Linked DNA regions of Homo sapiens: all the other regions are linked to region 1. A link is an interaction called in ENCODE POLR2A ChIA-PET data of the cell type or tissue named here. Cell type or tissue: CD4-positive, alpha-beta T cell. All regions are shown on one strand. Region 1 overlaps STRADA (STE20 related adaptor alpha). Region 2 overlaps MILR1 (mast cell immunoglobulin like receptor 1). Region 3 overlaps DCAF7 (DDB1 and CUL4 associated factor 7). Region 4 overlaps MAP3K3 (mitogen-activated protein kinase kinase kinase 3).

The links. ChIA-PET counts read pairs that join two places held together with the same protein. Peaks named below come from ENCODE experiments on the same cell type or tissue, not always from the same donor. Only the 100,000 strongest peaks of a DNase experiment are listed, where the experiment ranks them.
Region 2: POLR2A ChIA-PET joins it to region 1 with 5 read pairs; 1 of 35 experiments calls an interaction of 5 or more read pairs at or near these places.
Region 3: POLR2A ChIA-PET joins it to region 1 with 5 read pairs; 3 of 35 experiments call an interaction of 5 or more read pairs at or near these places.
Region 4: POLR2A ChIA-PET joins it to region 1 with 7 read pairs; 15 of 35 experiments call an interaction of 5 or more read pairs at or near these places.

The regions. Positions count from the first base shown.
Region 1 is chr17:63,708,945-63,712,944 of GRCh38, reverse strand. It overlaps STRADA (STE20 related adaptor alpha), which reads left to right. Exons shown (of 13, transcript NM_001003787.4): 7 at 2,109-2,217; 8 at 2,331-2,454. Among named protein-coding and RNA genes, the nearest start is that of LIMD2, 11 kb to the right of the region's middle. RefSeq lists a silencer at 2,322-2,616. In CD4-positive, alpha-beta T cell, CTCF peaks have their summits at 2,213 and 2,415 (motif pointing right); a DNase peak (open chromatin) is centred at 2,424; H3K27ac peaks cover 987 bases.
Region 2 is chr17:64,454,718-64,458,717 of GRCh38, reverse strand. MILR1 (mast cell immunoglobulin like receptor 1) reads right to left here. Exons shown (of 10, transcript NM_001085423.2): 4 at 1,034-1,318. Among named protein-coding and RNA genes, the nearest start is that of MILR1, 7.6 kb to the right of the region's middle. RefSeq lists an enhancer at 1,313-1,372. In CD4-positive, alpha-beta T cell, no CTCF peak of the experiment used is centred here; no DNase peak of the experiment used is centred here; H3K27ac peaks cover 915 bases.
Region 3 is chr17:63,558,990-63,562,989 of GRCh38, reverse strand. All of the region lies in intron 1 of DCAF7 (DDB1 and CUL4 associated factor 7), which reads right to left. Among named protein-coding and RNA genes, the nearest start is that of DCAF7, 11 kb to the right of the region's middle. RefSeq lists a silencer at 38-258. In CD4-positive, alpha-beta T cell, no CTCF peak of the experiment used is centred here; no DNase peak of the experiment used is centred here.
Region 4 is chr17:63,654,785-63,658,784 of GRCh38, reverse strand. It overlaps MAP3K3 (mitogen-activated protein kinase kinase kinase 3), which reads right to left. Exons shown (of 16, transcript NM_002401.5): 5 at 878-991. Among named protein-coding and RNA genes, the nearest start is that of MAP3K3, 34 kb to the right of the region's middle. RefSeq lists an enhancer at 3,371-3,420. In CD4-positive, alpha-beta T cell, no CTCF peak of the experiment used is centred here; no DNase peak of the experiment used is centred here.

The sequences.
Region 1 (4,000 bases):
ACTGCAACCCCCACCTCCCAGGTTCAAGCGATTCTCCTGCCTTAGCCTCCCGAGTAGCTGGGACTATAGGCGCACACCACCATGCCCGGCTAACTTTTGTATTTTTAGAAAAGACGGGGTTTCTTCATGTTGGCCAGGCTGGTCTCAAACTCCTGACTTCAGGTGATCTGCCTGCCTTGGTCTCCCAAAGTGCTGTGATTACAAATGTGAGCCACCGCATCTGGCCTCTTTTTTTTCGAGACAGGGTCTCATTTTATTGCCCTGGCTGGAGTACAGTGGCAGGACCACGGCTTACTGCAGCCTTAACCTCCTGGGCTCAAATGATTCTCCTGCCTCAGCCCCCCAAGTAGCTGGGACTATAGGCACACCACACCTGACTAATTTTTGTATTTTTTGTAGAGACAGAGTTTCACCATCTTGCCCAGGCTGGTCTCAAACTCCTGAGCTCGAGCAATCAACTCACCTCAGTCTCCCAAAATGCTAGGATTACAGGTGTGAGCCACTATGCCCAGTCCTGACATTCCTTTCTATTCGAGAAGCAAGTAGCCACTCTCTCGTTAAACTGAGAGAGGGGGCAGGCATGGTAGCTCATGCCTGTAATCCCAACACTTTGGGAGGGCAAGGCAGGGAGATTGCTTGAGCCCGGGAGTTTGAGATTGCACTACCAAACTCCAGCCTGGGTGACAGACTGAGTCCCTGGCTCAAAAAATAAAACAAAACAAAACGGAGAGAGACTGTGAGTCTAGTAAGTGCTTGGGAGTTAGACTCTCCTTTCCTGATGCCAGCTTAGAGTCAGGGCCTGGGGCAGTTTTCCTTCAGTAGAGTTAGTTGCAGCCCCTCCCCTCCTTCATTTACAACTTTTTCTGAATTGGTGGTTACCTGATGGTGCTCTAGGACCTGTTCATCTGTTCATAGTAGTTTGGTGGGTCTGAGGATGGAGCAGAAGCCAGTCTCAGCTGGCCTTCTCCTCCATCAACTGTGTTTTCTTTTTCTTTTTTTTTTCTTTATTTGAGACAAGGTCTGGCTCTGTTGCTCAGGCTGGAGTGCGGTGGTGCAATCACAGCTCACCACAGCCTCAACTGCTCAGGCACAGGTGATTCTACCACTTAAGCTTCCCGAGTAGCTGGGACTAAAGGCATGCACCACCATGCTCAACTAATTTTTTGTATGTTTCATATAGATGGGGTTTCGCCATGTTGCCCAGGCTGGTCTCCAACTCTTGGGCTCAAGTGATCTGCCTGCCTCGCCTCCCAAAGTGCTGGGATTACAGGCGTGAGCCACCATGCCCGGCCATGTTTTCTTTTATAATAGAAACATAGTTTTGGGCTGGGCACAGTGGCTCACGCCTGCAATCCCAGCACTTTGGGAGGCCAAAGCAGGCCTAGGCAACATGGCAAAACCCTGTCTCTACAAAAAAATATAAAAAATTAGCTAGGTATGTTGACGTCCACCTGTGGTCGCAGCTACCAGCGAGGCTGAGGTGGGAGGATGACTTGAGCCTGGGAAGTTCAGGCTGCAGTGAGACGGGATCACACCACTGCACTCCAGCCTGGGTGACAGAGCAAGACCCTGTCTCAAAAAAATAAAAAAGAAAACATTTTTGGCCAGGTGCAGTGGCTTGGTGGCTCACGCCTATAATCCTAGCACTTTGGGAGGCTGAGGCAGAAGGACTGCTTGAGCCCAGGAGTTTGAGACCAGCCTGGGCAACACAGTGAGACCTTGTCTCTACAAATAACAACAACAAAATATTTTTTGTTTTCTTATCTTAAAGAGGAATTCTATACGTTGGCCCTTGAAATTGAGATAAGCTTATAACTTCAGAAGTCTTCAGTCAACAGTTTGCCTTCATCATCTCTGAGTCGGTGTGCTGGCACCCTTTGTTGTTGGCAGTTTCCCTATCTGGCAGAGGCAAAGCAGTGCTGGGTCCCTGCAGAGGCAGCAGGGCCTTGTTTTTCCTATGTTGGCAGGCACCTGCTTAGGCTGTTCCCATGACTCTGAGAACACCCAGAAAGTGCCAGGTCCCCCTATTGTCCATGCTGCCATCTTTGTGTTGAGCGGCATCCTTCAGTGCCATTTGGTTCTGACTTCAGCTTCATCATTGCTTCCAGGGCGAGCTGCATGTCTCCAAACTCTTCAACCATCCCAATATCGTGCCATATCGAGCCACTTTTATTGCAGACAATGAGCTGTGGGTTGTCACATCATTCATGGCATACGGTGAGTGGGAAAGGGTTCTTGGTAGAAAGGGGTTATTGGGACTCTGTTGTCAGATTGCCTGTGTTTTCCTCCTCCATTACCTTTCACTGCCTCCATGCAATCCTTTTCTGCAGGTTCTGCAAAAGATCTCATCTGTACACACTTCATGGATGGCATGAATGAGCTGGCGATTGCTTACATCCTGCAGGGGGTGCTGAAGGCCCTCGACTACATCCACCACATGGGATATGTACACAGGTGCGTTCTTAGGCGGCCTTTCCCATGATTACAGTGGGTAGCTATGCCCCTGAGCCTTCAGGTAAAGTGAAGTTTGACTGAAGTTAATGAAGCCAGAGTTTAAAATCAAGGATCTGGATTCTTGCTGAAGATCTCTTTGCTCTGAAAAGAAACAGGGCCCAGCGCGATGGCTCACGCCTGTAATCACAGCGCTTGGGAGGCCAAGGCAGGTGGATCACAAGGTCAGGAGTTTGAGACCAGCCTGGCCAACATAGTGAAACCCTGTCTCTACTAAAAATACAAAAATTAGCCGGGTGTGGTGGCACATGCTTGTAGTCCCAGTAGCTGGGACTACAAGCTGAGGCAGGAGAATCGCTTGAACCTGGGAGGCGGAGGTTGCAGTGACTGGAGATCACACCACTGCACTCCAGCCTGGGTGGCAGAGTGAGACTCTTGTCTGAAAAAAAAAAAAAAAAAAAGAGAGAAGGATCTGGATTCTGACCTTGCCACTGACTTGGGAGATGGTCACTTAGCCTGTTAGTGCTGAAGCCACTGACTTTCTCTTTGCTGAGCAGCTTGGTCTTGAGTGTTGTGTGAGAGGAACATCTGATGTGGACCTTTGTACTCCACTCTCTGCCTCCTTCTTTCTGTGCCCCAGAGTCAGTCTTATGCTGAGAGACCAGGGCGAAGACAGATAGCTTAGTAGATAGTGTCAGGAAATCAGCTCATAGTAGGGAAAATGGTAAAACTGGACCCCTACATAACTCCTCATACAGAGAAGGACTGCAGCTGGATTAAAGGCTTCTATGTAAAATGTGAAACTGTAGACTTAAATAGAAGGAAATGTGAGAAAATGTTTTTGTGACCTGAGGCATGTAATAATTTCTCAACATTTTAGAAGCACAAAACATAAGACAAAAGATTGATGAATTTGATTAGATCAAGAAGATTTCTATCCAATACAAGATACCATGAAAAAGGTTAAGAAACAAGTGACAGAGCAGATGATATTAGCTTTGTCACCACAGGAGATTAGTAACAGGGAAATCTTGCAAATCAACAAGAAATGGACAGCAAAGCAAGAAAAATGGGCCAAAGATATGAAGTTTACAAAAGAGGAAACCCCAAGACAAACCCATCATAGGAAGAGCCACTCAAATCTCGCAATCAGAGAAAAGCAAATGAAAAACAAGATGTCACCTTATACACATGAGACTGGCAGCGGTTGGGAGGCTGGACGAGTCCCAGTGTGGCAAGGACGGGGAGCCTCCTGTCCAGGTGGTGGAAGATGCCCGGTGCTGCCAGTCAGGGTCACAGAACCAGAACCATCAATGCCACTTCTGGATGTACACCCTAAAGAAACCCTCGTGCAGACCCATCAGGGGACATGTTTGGATGTCACCATTCACACGTGTGTTGGTTAGGGGTAGTGTGAGTGTCTGTCCCCAGAAGGATGGATGAGTAAAAGTGTTAGATCTCTTCCCAGAACCAAGGTGACAATTAGAAGAAAAGATGAAAGGTACACAGCTAGCAATACAGATGTGTCTGGAAACTACAGCCCTGAGTG
Region 2 (4,000 bases), 750 kb before region 1:
TCCCCACGGCTCCCTGAACCCCTCAGCCTAGGGGAAGGTGCATAGCCTGGAGGTACCAGACCAGAGCCCACTAAACACAGGGCTTGGCCAGAGGCCTCTCTTGCCCTGAGCCAAGGGTGGTGCAGGAGTCTGGACCCATCATCATTAGCAGTGGAGCAATAAACAGCCAAGCAGGAGGGCATGGTATTAGAAATCAGTACAAGATGGCCAGGCACAGTGGCTCACAGCTGTTATCCCAGCATTTTGGGAGGCCGAGGTGGGCAGATCGCTTGGGGCCAGGAGTTCGAGACCAGTCTGGCCAACATGGTGAAAACCCGTCTCTACTGAAAATACAAAAATTAGCCAAGCGTGGTGGCGGGTGCCTGTAGTCCCAGCTACTCAGGAGGCTGAGGCACAAGAATCTCTAGAACCTGGGAGGCAAAGGTTGCAATGAGCTGAGATCACACCACTGCACTCCAGCCTGGGCAACAGAGTGACACTCTGAAAAAAAGAAAAGAAAAGAAAGAAGGAAGGAAGGAAGGAAAGAAGGAAGGAAGGAAGGAGGGAAGGAAGGAAGGAAGGGAAAGAAAGGCAGGCATACAAGAAGGAAGGAAGGAAGGAAGGAAAAGAAAGAAAGGCAGACATACAAATGATGAAAAAACAAAGAAAACTAAAAGACCTGGCAGTTCTAAGACAGATGCAAATTGGAAAGGCAGGGCAGAAAGTTTTGCCACAAGTCCCCCTCCTGCTCCAGTTTCTAGGCCTTTCTGTGGTTCCTTTATGGCAGAAAGCAACCCCATGAGAGTTTGCATGGACTCTACCAAAGAGACCCTTCAAGTGATCTGCCAGCCACAACCTTCCAAAGTGCTGGGATTACAGGTGTGAGCCACTGCACACGACCTAGTTTTCCTTCTATCCTTCTACCTTGACAAATGCACCTTCAGAAGGACCTGGAAGGTCAGGTGGCCATGGTGGGAAATGGGTGGGCAGAGGAGCAGCTGCAGTTTCTGGAAGTGAGTTCAGACCTGGCTGAAAGAACTCAGGTTGCTCTTACCTGTTGAGGGCATGGTGACAGGGTGACTGTATGTTGCATAGTTAGGCAATCTGTTTTTAGCTTCACACCTATACTCTTCCTCTTCTCCAGGATTCTTCTTGGTTAAGTTAAATTCAGCAGGCTCCCTGTCATACTTGGAAATAGCTGGTGATATGGCAACATGGTTTTCAAAGAAAGTGTAATTGATGGGCAGCGAGCCATTGACTGAGAGGCAATGTAATGTTATATGTCGGTCTGTTTCTGTTTGAATGACCATAATGTTCAGCACTGGGGAAGTCACCGGGTCTGGAAGAATGAAAGTGAACATGAAAAGGATAAACAGACTGGGTGTGCTCACTCAGACCACAAATATGAGTGGAACCCTTACTCCACTCCAGGCTGTGGAACCAAGATGAACGACCCCCTTCCTGAGAAGTCAAGAAGCTCACGGCCCACTGGGAAAGGCCAATGGGCATGTGGCCAACCCCGTGCAGTGTGTTGTTAGCCGAGGTTCTCAGCTGAGTGCTGAGAAAGCCAGAGAGTGGAGGGCATCTCTCTGCTTTGAGGAATTGGGGTGCAAGCTTGCCCTTCCTAGAATTCACAATCTATTTATTGTTAATAATGAATATAATTTTGTCAATGATCCAGTTCTAAGTATGAAGCTGAGAAGTGCTTTTTTATGTTTATTTTTTATAGACATAGGGCCTTACCATGTTGGCCAGGTTGGTCTTGAACTCCTGGCCTCAAGTGATCCTCCCACCTTGAATTCCCAAAGTGCTGTGGTTACAGGCAGGAGCCACCACACCCGGCCCAAGAAGTGCTTTTATTCTCAATCCTTGTAAATTTACAGTGGGTTTTTTTAATCCAAAAATATCATTTTCTTTTCAATGTATTTATTTATTCAGAGACAGGGTTTTGCTCTTTCAACCATGCTGGAGTGAAGTGGCACAATTATAGCTCACTGTAACCTCAAACTCCCAGGCTCAAGTGATCCTCCTGCCTCAGCCTCTGTAGCTGGGACTACAGGTGCACACTGCTGGCTAATTTTTAAATGTTTTGTAGAGACAGAGTCTCACTATGTTGCCCGGGCTGGTCTCAAACTCTTGGCTTCAAGTGATTTTCCCACCTCAGCCTCCCAAAGTGCCGGGATTTCAGGTGTGAGCCACCATGCCCAGCCCCAAAAATATCGTTTTCTCCAACTGTACTTTTATTTATAGAACTCAGCTGCACAATTATCTTTCACTTCCTCCAAAGAGCAGGAAGTAACCCTGCTAACTAGATTCAAGAGAAATTCTCAACAGGAAATGGGTCTGCTACACTCTGTTAGATCATAGCCTATTCTATGACCTAACAGAAAAACCCAGCTATACATTTTATTATATATATATATAATGCATTAATAAGACAGTATTATAGGAAAGGAAGAAAAGCTGTTAAGTATCTATCATGTGCCAGGCGTGCCAGTCACATGATCTCATTTGACCTTCACGACAGTCTTGTAGTGTGGATAGTATCATGCCCATTCCACAGATGAACCAACTGTGCTTCAGAGAGATTGAGAAATTTGCCCAAGGTCACACAGCTAGTAAATGGCCGAGTTGGGACTGACTTCAAGAGTCCACACTTAAAAACAATTTTTTTTTTATTTACTTTCTTTTCTGTTTTGAGACGGAGTCTCACTCTGTCACCCAACCTGGAGTGCAGTGCCACGATCTCAGCTCATTGCAACCTCTACCTCCCAGGTTCAAGCAATTCTCCTGCCTCAGCCTCCCAAGTAGCTGGGGATTACAGGTGCCCACCACCATGCCTAGCTAATTTTTGTATTTTTAGTACAGACAGGGTTTCACCATGTTGGCCAGACTGGTCTTGAACTACTGACCTCAAGTGATCTGCCCCCACTCAACCTCCCAAAGTGCTGGGATTACAGGCGTGAGCCACTGCAGCCGGCCCTGTGTTCTCTTTAAACATTTGATGAGTGAGCACTTTGGGAGGCCGAGGTGGGCAGATCACGAGGTCAGGAGATTGAGACCATCCTGGCTAACATGGTGAAACCCCGTCTCTACTAAAAATACAAAAAAAAAAAAATTAGCCAGGCGTGGTGGCAGGCGCCTGTAGTCCCACCTACTCGGGAGGCTGAGGCAGGAGAATTGTGTGAACCCGGGAGGCAGAGCTTGCAGTGAGCCGAGATGGTGCCACTGCACTCCAGCCTGAGTGACAGAGCAAGATCCATCTCAAAAAAAAAATTTTTTTTTGATGAGTGAATCAGTGATTAATGAATTTGTGTTTATGGCTCATAGTTTCAACCCTTACTGGGTTGGAGACAACACTATGTTTTAGGCCTCATTAAAAACCCAGTAGTACAATTGCTTGCATGGAGTAGGTACTCCGTAGTGCCTATTGATCTGGCCTAACTGAAGATGATACAGTTTTATAATCTACCAAGATAGTTTTATTACCAGACTGTGTAATTACCCTAACAAATTGCAGGAAGGTCGTGCACAAAAAACATATGAACTGATGGGCTTATTGCTGAGTGCAGCAGGAGTCTGACCACTAGAGAATACCATCAGCTGTGTTCCTGCCCTCACATATCCATCGTATTCCAGTACCATGTTTGCAGGGATTTTCCCCCTCCTTCTTCCTTTTCCTTTCACAAGGAATATACTCAGTTTATGTCCAAAGATCATTGGGATTTTTTTTTTCTTGAGACAGGGTCTCTCTCTGTCACCCAGGCTGCAGTGCAGTGGTGCAATCACAGCTCACTGCAGCCTTGAACTCCTGGGCTGAGGCAATCCTCCCAACTCAGCCTCCTGAGTAGTTGGCACTATAGGCACGCCACCACGCTCAGCTACATATATATATTTTTTAACTTTTTGTAGACACACAGTCTCCACATAGTTCCCAGGCTGGTCTCAAACTCCTGGGCTCAGGTGATCCTCCCGCCTCAGCCTCACAAAGTGCTGGGATTACACCTGTGAGACAGCGCAC
Region 3 (4,000 bases), 150 kb after region 1:
AGCCAGGCAGGGTGTTGTGCGTCTGTAATTCTAGCAACTTGGGAGGCTGAGGTGGAAGAATCTCTTGAGCCTGAGAGGTTGAGGCTGCAGTGAGCTGTGAATTGTGCCACTGTACTCCAGCCCAGCTCATAGAGCAAGACAGTGTCTCAAAAGAAAAAAAAAAAAAAGAAAATATTTTCTGCGGTGTTTGGTTTTTTGTTCTTGTGCATATTCTCACTCATAGGTGGGAATTGAACAATGAGAACACACGGACACAGGAAGGGGAACATCACACTCTGGGGACTGTTGTGGGGTGGGGGGAGGGGGGAGGGATAGCACTGGGAGATATACCTAATGCTAGATGACGAGTTAGTGGGTGCAGCGCACCAGCATGGCACGTGTATACATATGTAACTAACCTGCACATTGTGCACATGTACCCTAAAACTTAAAGTATAATAATAATAATAAAAAATAAAAAATAAAAAATAAAAAAAGAAAATATTTTCTGCTGTCTTTTGACTTTGTCCATGGCATATCTTTCACAGAGAAATGTTTTATTTGTATGTACTATAGAATCTGCCAATCTTTTCCTTTGTTGACTCTGGAATTAATTAATGAGTGTCCGTGCGCACCCCCACTGCCTCATGACAAATTTCCTGATCAACTTTCTAATAATGTTTGTGGACTTTCCTTTATAATTAGACGTTTGATCTGGAATTAGTTTTCATCATACACTGTGAATTAGGGGTTCTAAATTTTTCTGCTAGATGAACAACTGTGCCATACGATGTAATCTTTTACCCAGTGAATTACAGTTCTATCTTATCACATATTTCACATTTATATATACTAAAGTTGTCTTTGAAATATTCTATTCAGTTCCACCTATCTCTCTGGCTATATCAATTCCAGTATGTTTATTCTAATCTGGTAGGGTAAGTGTTCCTCTGTTTTTCAACATGTTCTTTTTCCCCCTAAGTTTTTTTTTTTTTTTTTTGGACATTGACATACATTTATTCTGAACACTCTGGAGACAGACAGCACTCTAGTTCTGGCCCTCCTTTACCCCTTATATGACTTTGGGCAAGCCACTTAGCACATAGCTGAGCTTCAGGTTCCTCACCTTCCTGTAAGTTTTGATATGTAGCATTTTTTTTCCAATCAGTTGATTTCAACTTAAAAAAATTTTTTTTCTAAATACACAGTTTTTGTAAATTGGGTTATTGTTTAAAGTGAATTTTCCGTTGAATGCAAAGCTCTCTATACTTATAACACATTTTCTTCTTTCGAGATGGGGTCTCACTCTGTCACCCAGACTGAAGTACAGTGGCTCGATCTAGGCTCACTGCAAGCCACTGCCTTCTGGGCTCAAGCGATCCTCCCACCTCACCCTCCCAAGTAGCTGAAACCACAGGCATGGTGCCACCACATCTGGCTATTTTTTATATTTTGATAGAGATGGAGTTTCACCATGTTGCCCAGGCTGATCTCAAACTCCTGGGCCCAATGATCTGCCAGCCTCAGCCTCCCAAAGCGCTGGGATTACAGGTGTGAACAAACTGTAATTTTCTAACCCTCTATATCCTTGTTTTGTCTACTTCACTTAACAATTTCCAACATATGAACCAAATTCTCCCTATATTTACAAAATTTTTGCTTTCTATTTAAACGCTATACTCTTAGATATGTAAAGACTTATGACTTTTTATTCTTAGTCGGTTGTACTTTTCTTTTTTATTTTTTGAGATAGAGTCTTGCTCTATTGCCCAGGCTGGAGTGCAGTGGCGTGATCTCAGCTCACTGCAACCTCCGCCTCCCGGGTTCAAGTCATTCTCCTGCCTCAGCCTCCTAAGTAGCTGGGATTACAGGCACACACCACTACACCCAACTAATTTTTGTATTTTGAGACAAGGTTTCACCATGTTGGCCAGGCTGGTCTTGAACTCCTGACCTCAAGTGATCTGACTGCCTCAGCCTCCCAAAGTGCTGGGATTACAGGCATGAGCCACTGCACCCAGCCTGTAGTGGGGATTACAGGTGTGAGCCATCACGCCCAGCCTGTATGTTTAACATGTAAAATATTTCCTTTTGTTTCAACATTTTTGCCTTGAATTTTATCTGATGTTAATATTATCATGCCTGACTTCTTCTCTATAAAAAGAACTGCTTCTTGCTACTATATGCCTAGTGCTTCTTCATTCATTCCTTTCTGTTTATTCCTCTTTCTGAAGTTCTACTAAGATTTAATTTTTATTAATGTTAGCTTTTTTATTACTAACTTTCTTACTAGGTAATACATACACAAGGCCCAAATTTTGAAAGGCATAAAAGCAAAGCAATTACAGTACAAATTAGAGCCCCTACATCCCAGTCCCTTTCCCTGGAAAAATCAATGTTATCAATTTCTTGTGTATCCCTTCTACACACAACCACATATGGGTGTACATATGTATATGCATATGCTTTTAAAAAACACAGGTGTTTACTCTTCTACATATTTTTCCACCGAATATTTATTTTAAAATATTCCATATCAGTATATGAAAAGCTAGCTCATTCTTTTAACAGCTGCATGGAGGTAGCATAATTTATTCAACAATTTCCCTAATAATAATATTTTCATATTTTTCTTTTACAAATAATGCTAAAATGAATATCCTTGCACTTTAGTCATTTCAACCACATGAGTATAGCTGTAGGATGAATTACCACTAGCGGAACTACCAGGTGGAAAATAATGCCAATTTAAATTTTGATAGCAACTGCATGGGAAAGCTACACATACGTGTATACACACACACACAGTAGATTACCACGGTTTTTTATTTTTCCTAATCTAGCTGAAACTCCATTTTTTTTTTTTCTTATGAGGTTCAGTTCTTCATACGTTCAAGAATCATTTACATATCCTTTCTGGAAACTCTTCCTATCTATTTCTCTTTTTCTACTGGGTGACTGGTCTCCTGGTGATTTGCAGATCTTTATATGCAGTTATTAAGGGATTTGTTCTTTGTCTAGGACATTACATGTATTTTTTCAGTTTGTCACTTATCTTTTGACTTTGGTTTTGTTACAGAGATTTTATTTTTATATAGTTTACTTCTACTTTCATGGCTTTCTCACACCAAGATTCTCCCGTGTTTTACAGTTATATGTTTACATTCTTCCATTTATCTGGAATTCTGGTACAAGGTTTTTTTTTCTTTGAGACGGAGTCCCACTCTGTTGCCCAGGCTGGAGTGCAATGGTGCCATCTCGGCTCACTGCAATCTCTGCCTCCTGGGTTCAAGCGATTCTCCTGCCTCAGCTTCCCGAGTAGCTGGGATTACAGGCACCTGCCACCATGCCCGGCTACTTTTTGCATTTTTAGTAGAGACAGGGTTTCACCATGCTGACCAGACTGGTCTCAAACTCCTGACCTTAGGCGATCCACCCGCCTCAGCCTCCCAAAGTGCTGGGATTACAGGTGTGAGCCACTGCACCCGGCTGGTACAAAGCTTAAGGTAGAGATCCAATTTTTTTTTCTGGTTTCAATACCAATTATTAAAAATATATATATATATATATACACACACATATATATATACGTATATATATACATATATATACATATATATATACATATATATACACATATATATATACATACATATATATACGTATATATATGTATGTATATATATATACATATATATATATATATGGGTCTCACACTGTCACCCGGGCTGGAGTGCAATGATGCAATCTTGGCTCACTGCAACCTCCACCTCCTGGGTTCAAGTGATTCTCCTGCCTCAGCCTCCCAAGTAGCGAGGATTACAGGTGCCCACCACCATGCCTGGCTAATTTTTCGTATTTTTAGTAGAGACGGGCTTTCACTATGTTGGCCAGGCTGGTCTCGAACTCCTGACCTCGTGATCTGCCTGCCCCCGCCTCCCAAAGTGCTGGAATTACAGGCGTGAGCCACTGTGCCTGGCCTTAAAAATATTTTTTCTTCATTTCCTATCACCTTTAGCAC
Region 4 (4,000 bases), 54 kb after region 1:
CCAGCCTGGGCAACAAGAGCAAAACTCTGTCTCAAAAAAAAAAAAAAAAAGAAAAGAAATGGTCAGCATGAGCAGCATTCCACCTAAACTTTGTCCTAGTCACTACACCCACACTTATGCTGCCATGTTGGCTGTCCACATAAAGAAAAGGAAAGCCTGTCAAGCATAAGAAAAGGAAATGGTGCCAAGAAACCTTCAGAAACATGCATCTGAAGAAAACTGGTAGAAGAATCAGTAATTGGAAGACAGATACAGATTGCAAGCATTCTTGTGAAATGCGGGCCTCCAGGAATCCTTCAGGAGAGGAAACTGTGCATAAGGGATAATTCCCCACTTCTGACACCCTACAGACTGCCTGCCATTGGGTAAAGCAACAGCTGATAAGTTATAAGAGGCCCCCAACCCATGGCTTTTTCCACTGAACAAAAGGAAAAGTTTGTTTCCTACAAGTGTTCCAAGGGAAAGGCAAGGTGTTGTGGGAGTTGGGTTTATAAAGCATGACAGTCTCAAATCTTTGACAGTCTTTCCTAATCGGCACTGCCAAACGAATCAAATTTCTCTTGTTGGGGTCAAAATCTAATTGAAAAAACATAAATTTAGAGCACAAGAATTTTATTCTTTATCATAAAGTATTTTCCTTCCTCCCTCACCAAAAGTCAAATAACCTTTAGATGCAATGTTAACACTGACAATCTGGCTTTTCGGTGAAATCAAATGCAGAATGTTCACTGGCCACTGACAAGTGGGCTGTGCTGTGCTTATGCTCTCAATTTGGCAGTGGCTGAGGAACGAAAATGTCTGTCAAGGAGGCGAGACAAGTTCCTGAAGGAAAGCAAGCTTTGTCTTCAGCTGCCAGACCATGACAAGGGCTACTTACATGGTTTCTGTCCTGGGACAACAGCAATATCCTAAGGCTTTTCATGCTTGAGCTTCTATCTAAAATGTCAATTGCTTTATCAAGATCATCTTGGTTTTTCAGCAGGATGGAGAGCTGTGATACAAGACATAGAAAAGGAAAATAATATAAAACAGAAGTTTATCTCAATGTTTCACTTTGCAGAAATAAAATAAACAAAAAATAAAAATACATTTGGAGGAAAACAATCTCACTGGATACTATGGGGTCTTAAGAGATCTAGTTGAAACCATACAGATTTTTTTCTCTAAATGTACAATCCAAAAATTTGTAGTACCTTTACATAGTTGTGCAACCATCATCATAATCCAATTTTAAAACATTTCCAGAACTCCAACAGGATCTCTTGTGCCCATTTATAGTCACTCCTCCTTCCCACCTCCAGCCCCAGGCAACCACTACTCTACTTTCTATCTCTATTGATTTGCCTTTTCTGGACATTTCATTCCATTTAGACTCATACAATTCATACATATTCAATTCAATTCATAAAGATTCAATCTTTTTCATCTAGCTTCTTTCACTTAATGTTTTTTAGTTCATCCATGCTGTAGCATACCTCAGTACCCAGTTGTGAGATACTTTCTGAGAAGAGCTGCCTCTCCAAAAACACTAATTTACTTCAAAATATCAAGTTGCAAACAGTTACAGCCCCCATATTCTTTTCCAAATTAAGTAGGATCATGTCCCACTCTACTGCCAATTGTGCTGACATTAATAGAACAAGCAGAAAAGGAAGAGAAGGGGTGGAGGGATGGTCAGAGGATGAAAATTGTTATACAAATAAAAACACAAATTTAGACTGCATAGCACGGTTTAATTATCTTTCTGTTTAAGGGCAAAGTCAGTGACTAGAACCTGAAAACTACCTCCTCCATTCTCACGGAGCTTTTCCCCCTTTGCTTGGCACTTCTCTCTCCTGTCGCCATATGAAGGATGTGTTTGCTTTCCCTTCCGTCATGATTGTAAGTTTCCTGAGGCCTCCCCAGCCATGCTGAACTGTGAGTCAATTAAACCTCTTTCCTTTATAAATTACCCAGTCTTGGGCAGTTTTTTACAGCAGCGTGAGAACAGACTAATACACTCATACGTTCCAGTGAAATATTAAATAGAAGGTCCCTGAGGGTACAAATAAGTCTCACTCACTGCAAAAAGCAGAGCATGTTATGAATACTTGGTATTAAGAGATTCATAAGATGCAAACGTATGCCTTGCTTAGGACCTAGCAAATGTCAGATCTTATTCTTATTCTTCTTATTTTTTGGAGACAGAGTCTTACTCTGTCGCCCAGGCTGGAGTGCAGTGGCACAATCACAACTTGCTGCAATGTCCACCTCCTGGGTTCAAGTGATTCTCCTGCCTTAGCCTCCAGAGTAGCCGGGATTACAGGTGCACACCACCACTCCCCACTAATTTTTTTTTTTTTTTAGTAGAGACTGGGTTTTGCCATATTGGTCAGGTTGGTCTTGAACTCCTGACCTCAAGTAATCTGCCCACCTCAGCCTACCAAACTGGTGGGATTACAGGAGTGAGCCACCACGCCTGGTCAGATTTTATACACGTATGGTAAACACAAAATCAAGCAAAAGTCCAATTAACTTACACAGTTCCCAATTTATAATACAAGATTTTTTTTTTTGAGACAGCATCTCCCTCTGTTGCCCAGGCTGGAGTGCAGTGGCACAATCTCGGCTCACAGCAACCTCCGCCTCCTGGGCTAAAGTGATCCTCCTGCCTCAGCCTCTCAAGTAGCTGGGATTACAGGCATGAGGCACCACACCCGACTAATTTTTGTACTTTTTGTAGAGATGGGGTTTCACCATGTTGTCCAGGCTGGTCTTGAACTCCTGAGCTCAAGAGATCTGCCTGCCTCAGCCTCCCAAAGTGCTGGCATTACAGGCATGAACCATCGCGCCTCGCCAAAAACAGTACATATTTAAAATAAAATCTCAAAACTACTTATGGAATGGGAGAATGTTCTGCAAATCATATTATATTGCAAAAGAATTTCTTCCTGTGTGACATTCAAAGTGGGAATAAATAAGAATGGTTGGGAAGGGAGTTAAATAAAAAAAACCAAGTAGGCTGGGGATAGTGGCTCACACCTGTAATCCTAGGAGGCTGTGGCGGGAGGCTCACTTGAGGCCAGGAGTTTAAGACCAGCCTGGGCAAAATAGTGAGACCCCCATCTCTACAAAAATTTATTTTTAATTAGCTCAGTGTGGTGGCATGTGCTTATTGTCCCAGTTACTGGGGAAACTGAGGTGGGGGGATCACTTGAACCCAGGATGTCAAGGCTGCAGTGAGCCATGATTGCACACTGCACTCTGGCCTGCGCAACAAAGTGAAACCCTGTCTCAAACCAAAAACAAAAACAAAACTCACAGTGACATATCACTTTACACCTACTAGGATGGCTATTAAAAGAAGAAAATAACAAATGTTGGTAAGGATGGTGGAGAAACTGCAGCCCTCACTGATATGGTTTGGCTGTGTCCCCATCCAAATCCCATATTGATTTGTAGTTCCAATAATCCCCATGTGTTGTGGCAGGGACCCAGTGGGAGGTAACTGAATCACGGGGGTGGTTATCCCATGCTGCTGTTCTCCTGATAGTGAGTGAGTTCTCACGAGATCTGATGGTTTTATAGGAGGCTTTTTCTCATTTGCTTGGCCCTTCTCTCTCCTGTCGCCATGTGAAGGATGTGTTTGCTTTCCCTTCCATCATGATTGTTAAGTTTGCTAGGCCTCCCCAGCCATGCTGAACTGTGAGTCAATTAAACCTCTTTCCTTTATTTGTTTATTTAAAAATAAAATAAAATAATTTTTTTTAATCGTTTTTTGAGACAGAGTCTCAACTCTGTCTCAAATGAGCTGCAATCTCGGCTCATTGCAACCTCCGCCTCTCGGGTTCAAGTAATTCTTCTGCCTCAGGCTCCTGAGTAGCTGGGACTACAGGTGTGCACCACCATGCCCAGCTAATTTTTATATCAGCAGCAGAGACGGCGTTTCACCATGTTGGCCAGGCTGGTCTCGAACTCCTGACCTCGTGATCTGCCCGCCTCAGCCTCCCAAAGTGCTGGG